Regions from separate parts of the Homo sapiens genome. Here region 1 is linked to region 2. Evidence: chromatin loops called from intact Hi-C (ENCODE). Cell type or tissue: mammary epithelial cell. All regions are shown on one strand. Links, peaks and the distances in the headings refer to the core of each region. The heading gives the core; the rest is flanking DNA.

Evidence for each region. Hi-C counts contacts between places; a loop is a spot of excess contacts. Peaks named below come from ENCODE experiments on the same cell type or tissue, not always from the same donor. Only the 100,000 strongest peaks of a DNase experiment are listed, where the experiment ranks them.
Region 1: a loop joins it to region 2, with 4 times the contacts of the local background. A loop is called at or near these places in 2 of 110 quality-filtered maps.

Annotation. Positions count from the first base shown.
Region 1 is chr20:7,494,889-7,500,281 of GRCh38, reverse strand. No RefSeq gene overlaps it. Among named protein-coding and RNA genes, the nearest start is that of MIR8062, 130 kb to the right of the region's middle. In mammary epithelial cell, for the core only: no CTCF peak of the experiment used is centred there; a DNase peak (open chromatin) is centred at 2,101; H3K27ac peaks cover 2,800 bases.
Region 2 is chr20:7,924,747-7,930,139 of GRCh38, reverse strand. All of the region lies in intron 2 of HAO1 (hydroxyacid oxidase 1), which reads left to right. Among named protein-coding and RNA genes, the nearest start is that of HAO1, 13 kb to the left of the region's middle. In mammary epithelial cell, for the core only: a CTCF peak has its summit at 3,168; no DNase peak of the experiment used is centred there; H3K27ac peaks cover 582 bases.

The DNA.
Region 1 (5,393 bases), core at 133-5,132, 430 kb after region 2:
TATTAATATGCATGAGGAAAAAATCACATGAATGTGATTACCCAATAACTCAATGAGGTCCAGATGCTTATAAATCCTACTTAATAAGGGAAGAGGAGATGGAGGGTGAAATGATTTTAAGGGTAGACTCATGAGCCTAAAAAAAATGGGCTGGAACGAAGTTCTTCAGTGCTCTGGGAGAGGTGATGGGAAGATGAAGGGCAGAACTTCATTGTGAACAAAAGTTGTCTTATTATACAGATAATGCCTCACAGCTAATCTCTGGAACTGTCCTCAGAAGAATAGATGAAAACTCTTGTCTGGGTTTCAGATACCATGAAACTGAGTCAAAGGTTGAATTCATCTTTATAATCCCTGGATTTTTGCTAGAGGATCTCTCTCTCTCTCTCTCTCTCTCTCTCTCTCCCACCCAATCCCCCTTCTTAAATGAAATCTCTTGTCTTATTATATCCTCATGGAAATATAATTGGGCTGTATTAAACAGAGATAGGAGAAAAGAGAGAATGCAGGCATTATAGAATTTTTACTTGCCCTCATCTTATCTTTGTCAAGTTAATTTACTCAGAACTCATTATTTTAAAAGCTAGCATGCCCCATTATTGTGAATAAATAGAGACTTATTTTTCCATAAGACTACATATAATAACTAAAATAAAACATGTTATGTGTATTTATTATCAACAAGGTCTTAACTCCAGCTGTCTTTCCATCATGATCATGTCAGCCTTCCATCTGCCTTTCCCAAGTCATACAACCATACTCTTCCTCAATTCCTTACCCCTCCTCATTCAACAGTTTTCTTTCTTTCATCTGTTTTTCTTGACTCATATCCTTATTTTCATCAGAATCATACACCTGCTCAAATTCAGAAGGCTCTTCTCTTTCACAACCAGCTGTGTTCTCTGACTAATATATGAAAAAATCCTTGCCTAGGAAATGGTTCATACCTGACTCAATTTCATTTTTAATTATATTTTCAGGTTGCCTTTCATGGAGATATATTTCTTTCCAATACAGATGTGTCCAAGTGGTTTATCTATATATGAAAGTGATTGACATGTAGGCTGGGTAATCTCTCTTTGTCCTTCTGGATTCACCCCTACCTTGTGTACCCTACTCTGCCACAGGAGGCTGACCAGAATGGACAGCATAAACCAGGCTCCTTTGCCCTGTATCCTCAGTTGTATTGGAGCAATGGAAGCCACAGGTAAGAAACTCTCAATTGTTGGGGAGAGAGAACACAGGTTGATGGTGGTCATTTCCTTATCAAGGGCCTCAAGTGTGTGCCTTCATGTCTAAGGTTCTGGAGGCTTCCCTGCTATTTCAACCTGTTGGGTGTTTCATCTTCCCTGTGATTTCCCTTATCCACATTTTTATACCTTTGAACTGTTCATTTATTAAATCCCATTTACTTTGCCCTATTTGAGTTTCTGTCAGGACCCTGGTGACACAGTGAGGAAACACTCTCAGTGCATGGTAGATGTATCCTGTAAATAAGAGATCTAGATCTAGACTTAAGCCCTAATTCCATTTTTTTCTTGTTAAGCAAGATTTTTTGTTATAAAGTGGGGATACAAATCCTGATCTCAAAGAATCATGAGAATTAGAGAGAGAAAACGATAATGGTGGTGGTGAGTACATTGTTTACTCTATAAAACTCTATGTTTGTTACTTTTCTTCAACCAGAATCTTAGTGCTTCACAATTCTATGGATAGTATTTACTCCAAAACCTGAGCCTAAAAGTGCTTAAATAATTTTTCTACTATAGCAAAATACACATTTTCTTTATTCTATAGTATGCTCTATACAAATGTTTGTAATATTAAATAATAAAATGCCTAACTAACCATCAATCAGTGGGTAAAAAAGCATCTCCCCACCCTTAGTCAACAATTAGTGATGCTGTTTCTTTACAGGAGTGGTTATTGGGAAAATTGAGAGTAGAGTGGAAATGTTTTTATCTCAACTATTACTCAAGAATTACTGCAGCTATAAGTCAGGATAAGTAGGTGATGTTTAACTCTTCAAATTCTATTTATTACTCACACCAAGAATGCAACAACTCAATCAGTATTTGCCTTCCAGTGCTGCCTTCTTAGCGCATAGTTCCTATGTGAATCACAGCCTCATGGAGGAAACATGTGAAGAAATTACACCTCATCCTGTATATTTTGACCTGGAAATGAGACATGGCACTTCTGTTCACAGGCTATTGGTAAAACTAGTGACATGACCCCACAGAAAATCCAGAGGGCTATGAAATGTGAAGAAGCTCATGGATTTTTTTGAAAAATTGAGCAGTTAATATTACCGCCATACCCAATGTTATTTTAATATTTCCCACTTAATTTCACCGGATATCATAAGACAGATAACTGTGTCTGTGTGAATCACGACATTCTATATTAAAACCAAATGTTATGTAACAACTTCAGCATATTAGAAGGTGAGTCTGAGAAACGATTCGGGGGCACACTATGCTTCTTTCTCAGTGCAGACTTTTTTTACCCTTCACTAGCTGGGATCTCCATTTTATATCATTATTTCTTAATAGGATACCTCTTTAAACATGGCAATTTATATAGGCAGGGTTCCTTGGTGATTGCATTTGTTCTTATCACAGGATAACATACAGAATATAGGAATTTATTAATTATAAGGGAACTTGGAAAATCTTGCCCATTTTCTTAAATCAAGATAAGTCATCTTTAAATGATGTCAGATAGAAAATAATATTTCAATAGAGATTTGCAGAGAGGAGATTTTATACTTTCCCATAGTAATTACCCTGAAAGTGAACAAGTTGAAGATCAGACAGTTTCTCAGAGCACTTTATAATGTTTTCCTTTGGTTTTGATCTCAGGATAAGTGAACCACAGTCGCTCTCTAATCTTGCCTAAGATATTTTTTCCTTTTGGTTTTATTTCATTTATTCTTAGGTAGTATGCTTCTCAGTTGCCCTCAGTTTTTTCTTCTCCATGATGAATAGTCCTGGTTCTTTGAATGTTTCCTTGTAGATTTAAATCACCAGGTCTTACTCATCTCTGTGACTATTTTTTCTAAACTTCCCAACTCTTCTATTTTGCTATTTCATGGTATAATCTGGATTTTGGATAATGCAGCAAGAATAAATGAGGTATTATTTTCCACTACAAGTACATTAAAGTGGCCATGCTTATAGCATCCTTTACAGATATTGCCACAGCACAATATATAAAGGTCTGCAATATTCACTTGGGAAGTTAACTCTCTACAACTAGATTTTACATTGAATACATTGCTATTTACTTTTTGGCTTGTTTTTGCTTTCCAGCCCTCTTGAGACCTGTCAGCTGTCTGACCTTCAGAAAGTGTGTGGACTATTTCTGGCTGAGAGTGGAAAGAGAAATTGCATGGGAAAGGAAATCCTCATATGAGTGTCAGCTGAATTTTGGATGGTGATGAAATTCAGATGATTTAAATAAGCTCTGGATGAACAGATAACATTTTGGAGGATCATTTGAACTACTCATGAATTCCCAAGAGTGCATGGTTCATCTATCATTGGGTATCCAGGAGGCTAACTCATCTATCCACCGTAATTTCCTAGGGTATCTTATTGCATCACACTCAAACAGTTGCAGATTTGAATGTGGACTTCAAAGTTCCTTCAAGCAATACAGTATGGTCGGAGCAAAACACACTGTGGAAAGCTGTTCAGTGGATTGTATCCGATTTCAAAGTCATCTTTTCAACTGTCGTATTGCCTATATCAGAGTTTGTTATTTTTCTTGTCCCTAGCTGAGAGTTGAGCTCATTCTGTGGGAAGTATCTCTAAACCACTAACTGACTTTGAAGCCAGTACAACTAAGGGAGATTAGAAACTTGGCACAGGCTTCTTCTCAAAGCATTTAGAGCATCTTCCCTAAGTTTGTTTGTTTGTTTTTAGACAGTGTCTTGCTCTGTCACCCAGGCCAGAGCGCAGAGAGCGATCTCAGCTCACTGCAACCTCCACCTCCTGGGCTCAAGTGATTCTCCCACCTTAGCCTCCTGAGTAGCTGAAACTACAGGCACTCACCCAGCTAATTTCTTTATTTTTGTAGAGATGGGGTTTCTCCATGTTGTCCAGGCTAGTCTTGACCTCCTGGACTCAAGTGATCTGCCCGCCTCTGCCTTCCAAAGTTCTGGGCTTACTGGTGTGAGCCACTGTGCCAGGCCTGAGTTTTTTGATATGTATAATTTAGTATAATTCAGAAGCAAAGATGGGATTTCAGAGATTTGTAACTAGGTAGAACTCATACCAGTTTGGCATCTGGAAGTGTCAGAGATATGCAGGTGGACATATGAGAGAATATAGAAAAGAATCCAGGCCCTTGGCTTATCTAGTTTTATTTAAGTGACTTTAAACAAGGTTTTGCCTTCTTTTTCTCTGTTTCTTCATTTGTAAATGCGTTATAAGGATATCTTTCTTGTTTCTATTACATCATATTTTGAGACACACATGATATCAGAAGTTATGCCTTAGTTTTCTTATAATGAATCCCATGGGCAGCCTGTACGGAGTCTATGAAATGTTTCTCAGAATAGGATTTTTTAAATATCAATACACATACATATATATGTATGCATACATAGATAGCTTTAAAAAACAAGCTTTTATAAAGATAGTTATCTAAATGTAAAAAGATAAATTTGTAAAAAAGAAATACATGTGTTACTATATCAGTGCGTTGTATAATAAGGATCTAGTGATGCATCTACTATCATTATTTTATTTTATTTTTTAATTTTAATTTTAGATTGAGGGGGTACATATGCAGGTTGGTTACAGTTTGTTAGAAGAGTGTACTGTGTCATACTAAGATTGGGCTTCTGTTGATCATGTCACCCAACTAGTGAACATAGTATCCAATAGGAAACTTTTCATCCCTTTATCACCTCCCTTCCTTCCCTCTCTTCTAGTTCCCAGTCTCTATTGTTCCCAACTTTATGCTCATGTTACCCGAGATTTAGCCACTACTTGTAAGTGAGAACATGTGATATTTGGTTTTCTGTTTTGTGTTAAATTCACTTAGGATAATGGCCTCTAGCTGCATGCATGTTGCTGCAAAAGACATGATTTTGTTATTTTTTATGGCTGTATAGTATTCCATGGTATATGTATACCACATTTTCTTTATCCAGTCCAGTGGGTTGATGGGTACCTAGACTGATTCTGTGTCTTTGCTATTGTAGTTAGTGCTGTGATAAACATACAGGCACAGATGTCTTTTTGGTGGAATAATTTATTTTCCTTTGGGTATATATCCAACAATGGGGTTGATGGGACTAAATGATAGTTCTATTTTTAGTTCTTTGAGAAATTTTCATACTACTTTCTACAGTGGCTGAACCAATTTATATTCCCATGAAC
Region 2 (5,393 bases), core at 217-5,216:
ATCTCCCTGGAGAAGTGTCCCCCTCAGCAGGGTCAGTGAGAGTAAGTGAAACCCATTGGTGCCCACAGGCAATGGTCTGGCCTGAGTAATTAGAATGGGCCTCCAGAAAGTTCTGGGAATTGCTATGGTGCCATAGTCTCATTTTCCCCGTTGACTCTCCAGATTTATTCAGAGTCCAACTTCAAGGGCCTTTCTGCCCTTCCTCTCACAACTGTGGAATAATAATAATCCACCTTATTAACTGGGACCGAGAACTGAGCTCGACTCTTATTTTTTTGAGACAGAGTCTTGCTCTGTCACCAGACTGGAGTGCAGTGGCACTATCTCAGCTCACTGCAACCTCTGCCTCCCAGGTTCAAGCGATTCCCCTGCCTCAGCCTCCTGGGTAGCTAGGACTATAGGCACGCACCGCGACGGCTGGCTAATTTTTTGTATTTTAGTATAGACAGGGTTTCACCATGTTGGCCAGGATGGTCTTGATCTCCTGACCTCATGATCTGCCTGCCTTGGCCTCCCAAAGTGCTGGGATTACATGCGTGAGCCACCGCGCCCTGTCTGAACTCTACTTTTTTACACTGCTGCATGTTTGTAGAGTGACCAATGAAGCTATACTTTTTTCATTTTCAAAATGATGATGAATACAAGGTTATCAAATAAAACACAGAGGGCCCATTATGTTTGAATTTCAGATAAACAACAAATCATAGGTGTCCTGTATGTTTGCTCAATCTGGCAACCCTGGATGAATAAGAGCTCTCACCTGAGGATTTCTTGTGAGGATTCATGAAATAAATGCTAGAAATGCTTACACACTATCTTTATTTGCCCCTCAGAGCCCAAAGTCTCTGAAATCTTTATCTTTCACACACAAAAACTCACTTTCAGAAAAGTATATTCCATTTACATCTAGTGGAAATAAAAATTGTTCTTTTTCTTTGTGAAAAATATTTTTATTTTAAGCTTTATGCAGAAACCTCAGGGAAAAAAAGGTACTTTTAGGAGCCAGGCTTGTAATGTAAATGTCCAAAAAAGATGAAATTGAAACAAACAAACAAACAAACAAACAAACAAACAAACAAAAAACAGTGCAAGCTCCTGTGTGGAGACTGCAGTGAGTCTGAGATTGCATGTTCCATCAGAAGGGGGCAGCCACATCTTAGCTCTTGATGACCCAAGGGAGCAGGGATGTGGGGTTGCCAAATCTTCCAAAATTTTAAGAAGCCAGAAATCTTGATTTCTATGTACAATCTCCTGGTTTTTAAATGTGGGCAAATAAATCAAAATTCCCTAAAACACTGTTTGGGGCAACAATGTGTGGGCCAAAGTAAATACTTTTGTGGGCTACAAGTGTCCCCTAGGCTGTACATCTGGGACATCTGATTTATGTGGAAATTTACCGAGAACTAGTTTTATTTCTGTGGCAGGTCATTTTCACTTTCTAGGATTATGTTTCTTCATTGATAAAGTGAGCTACTTGAGCAAGACCAGTGGATTGAATGCCACGTCCCAAGGAGGCTGGGGTTGTTTCCAGGGATCTTACAGAACTTAGGTGTGATACTGAGCATGAGCTACTTGTGTTGCATTTTGGTGTTCAAAAGAAAAGTTCTTTAAATAGTTCTGCTGGAAAGACAAAAAAAAAAAAAAGAAAAAACTTTCACAACAAAAATCTCCAAAAACAAAAACCCAGAAAACTGGCATAGAAGTGGATGATCTTTGCAATTTTTTTCAGTATATAAATAAATGATTTTGATCCCATTTAAAATTTTATCAAATGCAAAAAGAAACAATTCAAAGTATAGAGCTACCTTTTCTTACTCTACTGAAATCTACACTTTATGTCAGCCCTGGAGGGTTTAGACGCACTTTATGTCAGCCCACTTCTTTCGACTGCACTATGTCAGCCTTGGAGGGTTTAGATGAGGCAGTGAGCATTTGAATGCTTTTAATTTCCATTTTTCAAAGTACATTCTTGGTCTATAGGAGAGGAACAAGATATGTAACTATCTCTGACTATTGCTAAAAACACAAACGTCTTTAATAAATGTTGCATAAACTCAGAAAGTGATACTTCAAAGTCTTGTGAAAAATGATGATCACCAGCATTTATACAGCAATTAGTATGTGCCACGCAATTTGACTTTATTATTTATTCATCTATCTTTACCACCATCTTAAAATATGTGAGTGCAAAACCCTGAGAAACTTTCTCCAACTCCTGTGGGTGTGGAAATCGAGGCTTAGAGAGGTTAATGCTTTGCTCAGATTATTAATCACTTAGGCAGTGCTACCTATAATATCCTGCTCTGTTACTGGTATTTCCAAACGTCATTAACTGTAGCAAGAATCCTAAGGCAAGCACTATGCTATCATCTTAAAATATTTATTGCAAACATCCTATGTTTTATTGTTTTATCTTTTTAACTTTGAGAAGATAAAATAAGCCACAGAAGTGAAATTAATTGGGAAATCATTCGCTTTTTGCAAAATTTGGGAGCATAAACAATGGGTCATGAATTACAATCAAACAAAAGATAAAATTCTAAGAAGTCTTTTAAAGTGGAAAAAAATAACTGAAAAATACTGAATGGAGGGCAGTTTTTCATGCACTGTGTTACGAATAAAAAATTTGATTCAATGGATTACTTAATCAACATTTTAATAGTTGTAAATCTTATAATATTTAAGCTGTTTTATAAGTGCCTCTACTTATAATGGCACATCCGTTTGAAACTCTAGCAGATCATTTTTATTTATTTTTTTGAATTTTTTTCTTTATATTCTTTAAAGAAGGATACAAAATTATTTCTATGAATATTTAACATATGGAAGGAAATAGCAATAATAAACATAAATGCTAACACATATAAAATAGGTGGTATCATTAGGCTAAATTTTAGTCTTCCAGGATAAGTAGAACATCTCTGACTTCTCAAATATCCAATTAATAAAATGCTTACTATACCATTTGGTGCTTTAAGAACATTGCCATGGAAACCTCTCAGGTTTTATGCACAGTAGCTATAATAAAATTTTCCTTCATCTTTCATGGAGCTACTTGAGATTTTTTTTCTCCCTTTAAACATGAGAAATCAAAAAGAAAGAGAAAAGAAGGATTAAATATTCATTTATCCTTTTGCTTCTGACTTGTTATGTGGGCAAGTGCCACATGAGGGAGTGCTGGGACCTCATATCAAGAAAAATTAAAACCTACCTAATGCGTTCCAGGAATGTTCAGCATATTAGCAAATTCTTATTAAACTGTCAAAAAAAAAAAAAGTTTTAAAAGAAATTCCAGCCCCTGGATGCAATTAGAGGCTACCACACTGGATTTGATGGGCCATAAAACCATTAAATCTAAACACTTTCTTTTTGAGCCTAAAAGGCCAGAACATTCCAAAGTGAAGTTTTGGGACTCAGCTATGACTTGACCACCTATTAAGATGCAGGTGGAACAGATTGCAGAGTAACACAAAGAGCCACACAGACCCCAGATGACTGCATTAGGGTGTAGGTGAGAGTTTTAGCTGTTGAATTTTCTGGATTTTCCAAGATTAAGTGATCAACCTTAACAATGAGTGAAAGACCATTCAACAGGAAGAATTGTCATTTCCTTTGCTCTAAACCCAAACGATGTATTTTTTGAAAGCTTTATTGATTTATATATTTATGTGTTGTGCTAGGCGACCGACTAGATATATGTTTCAGCATACCTACTAGGAAAATATCCCCATTATTCTCAATTTTACCTAATCCAGGCAAAGCACTGGACTTGCTTTAAGGAACATTTTTACTCTTTCTGAAGTGGAGTGCCTGTCATGTATCAGGTGCAATGCTTGGACTTTACGTTCTTGTGATTAATCCTTACAATAGGCCTGTGAAGTAATTCTCATTCTGTTTGACAGTAGAGAAGAAGGAAGCCCTTGACCAAGGTCTAGTGCCAGTAATGGTGGTGATGGGGTTTGAACCTAAGTCTGTTTCACTCTAAAGTGTAACCAAATTTTATGTTTTAGACTTGCTTTTCTAACAATAAAAAGTCAGTGACATGCTCTTTCTGTGTGTAAGCACTCACACACACACACACAAACACACATCCGTATTACATATGCTTATATATGTATTAAAAGATTATGGACATTTGATATATATACATATACTAAAATGTATAATTCATTGCTAAAGTATTTTCATATAAATAGTGGCTTCAGTGTTAAAATCACTTTGCAATGAAACAAGATTGTTGATTAAAACACCTATTAAAAAATTAGAATCTAGCCATATTAAAGACAGTCATCGAATGGAGTGATTTCTACGATTTTGCACCAAAATTTAAGCTATTGGGTGGCTTTCTTGAGAGCATGAGATTGCTTCTTCTCAGAATTATTAATGTGCCTGATGACATTAAAATGTGACAGTGAAAAAAGTCAGAGGCTCACATGTGTATCCCAACACTGAAGTTGTTAAACACTGGGAGGTTGGTTGAAGTTGTTGTGTGCAAACTCAATACTCCTTAAAACCATTATTTAAAGGCCTATCACTGTGTTATGGTCTCCATATGATCTGCCATTTATGCCAGGACTTGACAATTCAGTAAAATGACAGAATAATAACACAGGAATCACTGCAGTAGAGCTAATGTTTTAGTCTGTTGCAGAGTTCTGCCCTAGAAATACAGTGAAAACAAGGAAGGGAGAGCTAAGATGTCCCTGAGACTAATTGTTCCTTGAAAATATTTTCATAAGTAAAAAAGAGGTCTAGAGGTGTAGTGGCAGTGTGATCACTCAAGATTATATAGCTCCGGATTCGTTCAATGGGCCATGATGAAAGCACGGCAACGATTAAATCTGGTTTCTTGGTCTTTCTTGGCAGTGTTTAAATTGGTTCAGTTCCATAAATTGTAAATTAAGATCTGTTTGACAACTTTTAAGTATTTCAAGCATAATTGTAGTTGAAGGTTTGTTCTTTTAGATCACTGACTTCAGAACTTTATTTTTCTGGTTAATCTCAATTGTAATTTTAGACATTCATAAAACAATGTTGACTGCGTCTATGTGATGGTAGATCCTCTGTGAAGACCTTTATGATGGTAGTTCCCCTGTGAAGATAGGATGACACACTCAATGGACATTATGGTGCACAGTTATACAAACACTTCACTATGACAGGCCCTGAGTTTAGAACCACACAACTGCTTGGTACTTGGTCATCGCATATTTTCCCCATTACGTAATGACTTCCTGTGCAGATGACAAAATGCGTTTTCTCAACAAAATTATTTTCAGTGCAGCTGTTTTGATGACTAAGTTTTGTAGGAGCTTTTTAATCAAATGCACCTAAGAAAACCCCAACACTTTAGGCCCTTTGAACATATTACACTTTTTTGCTTCCTCTTTCCT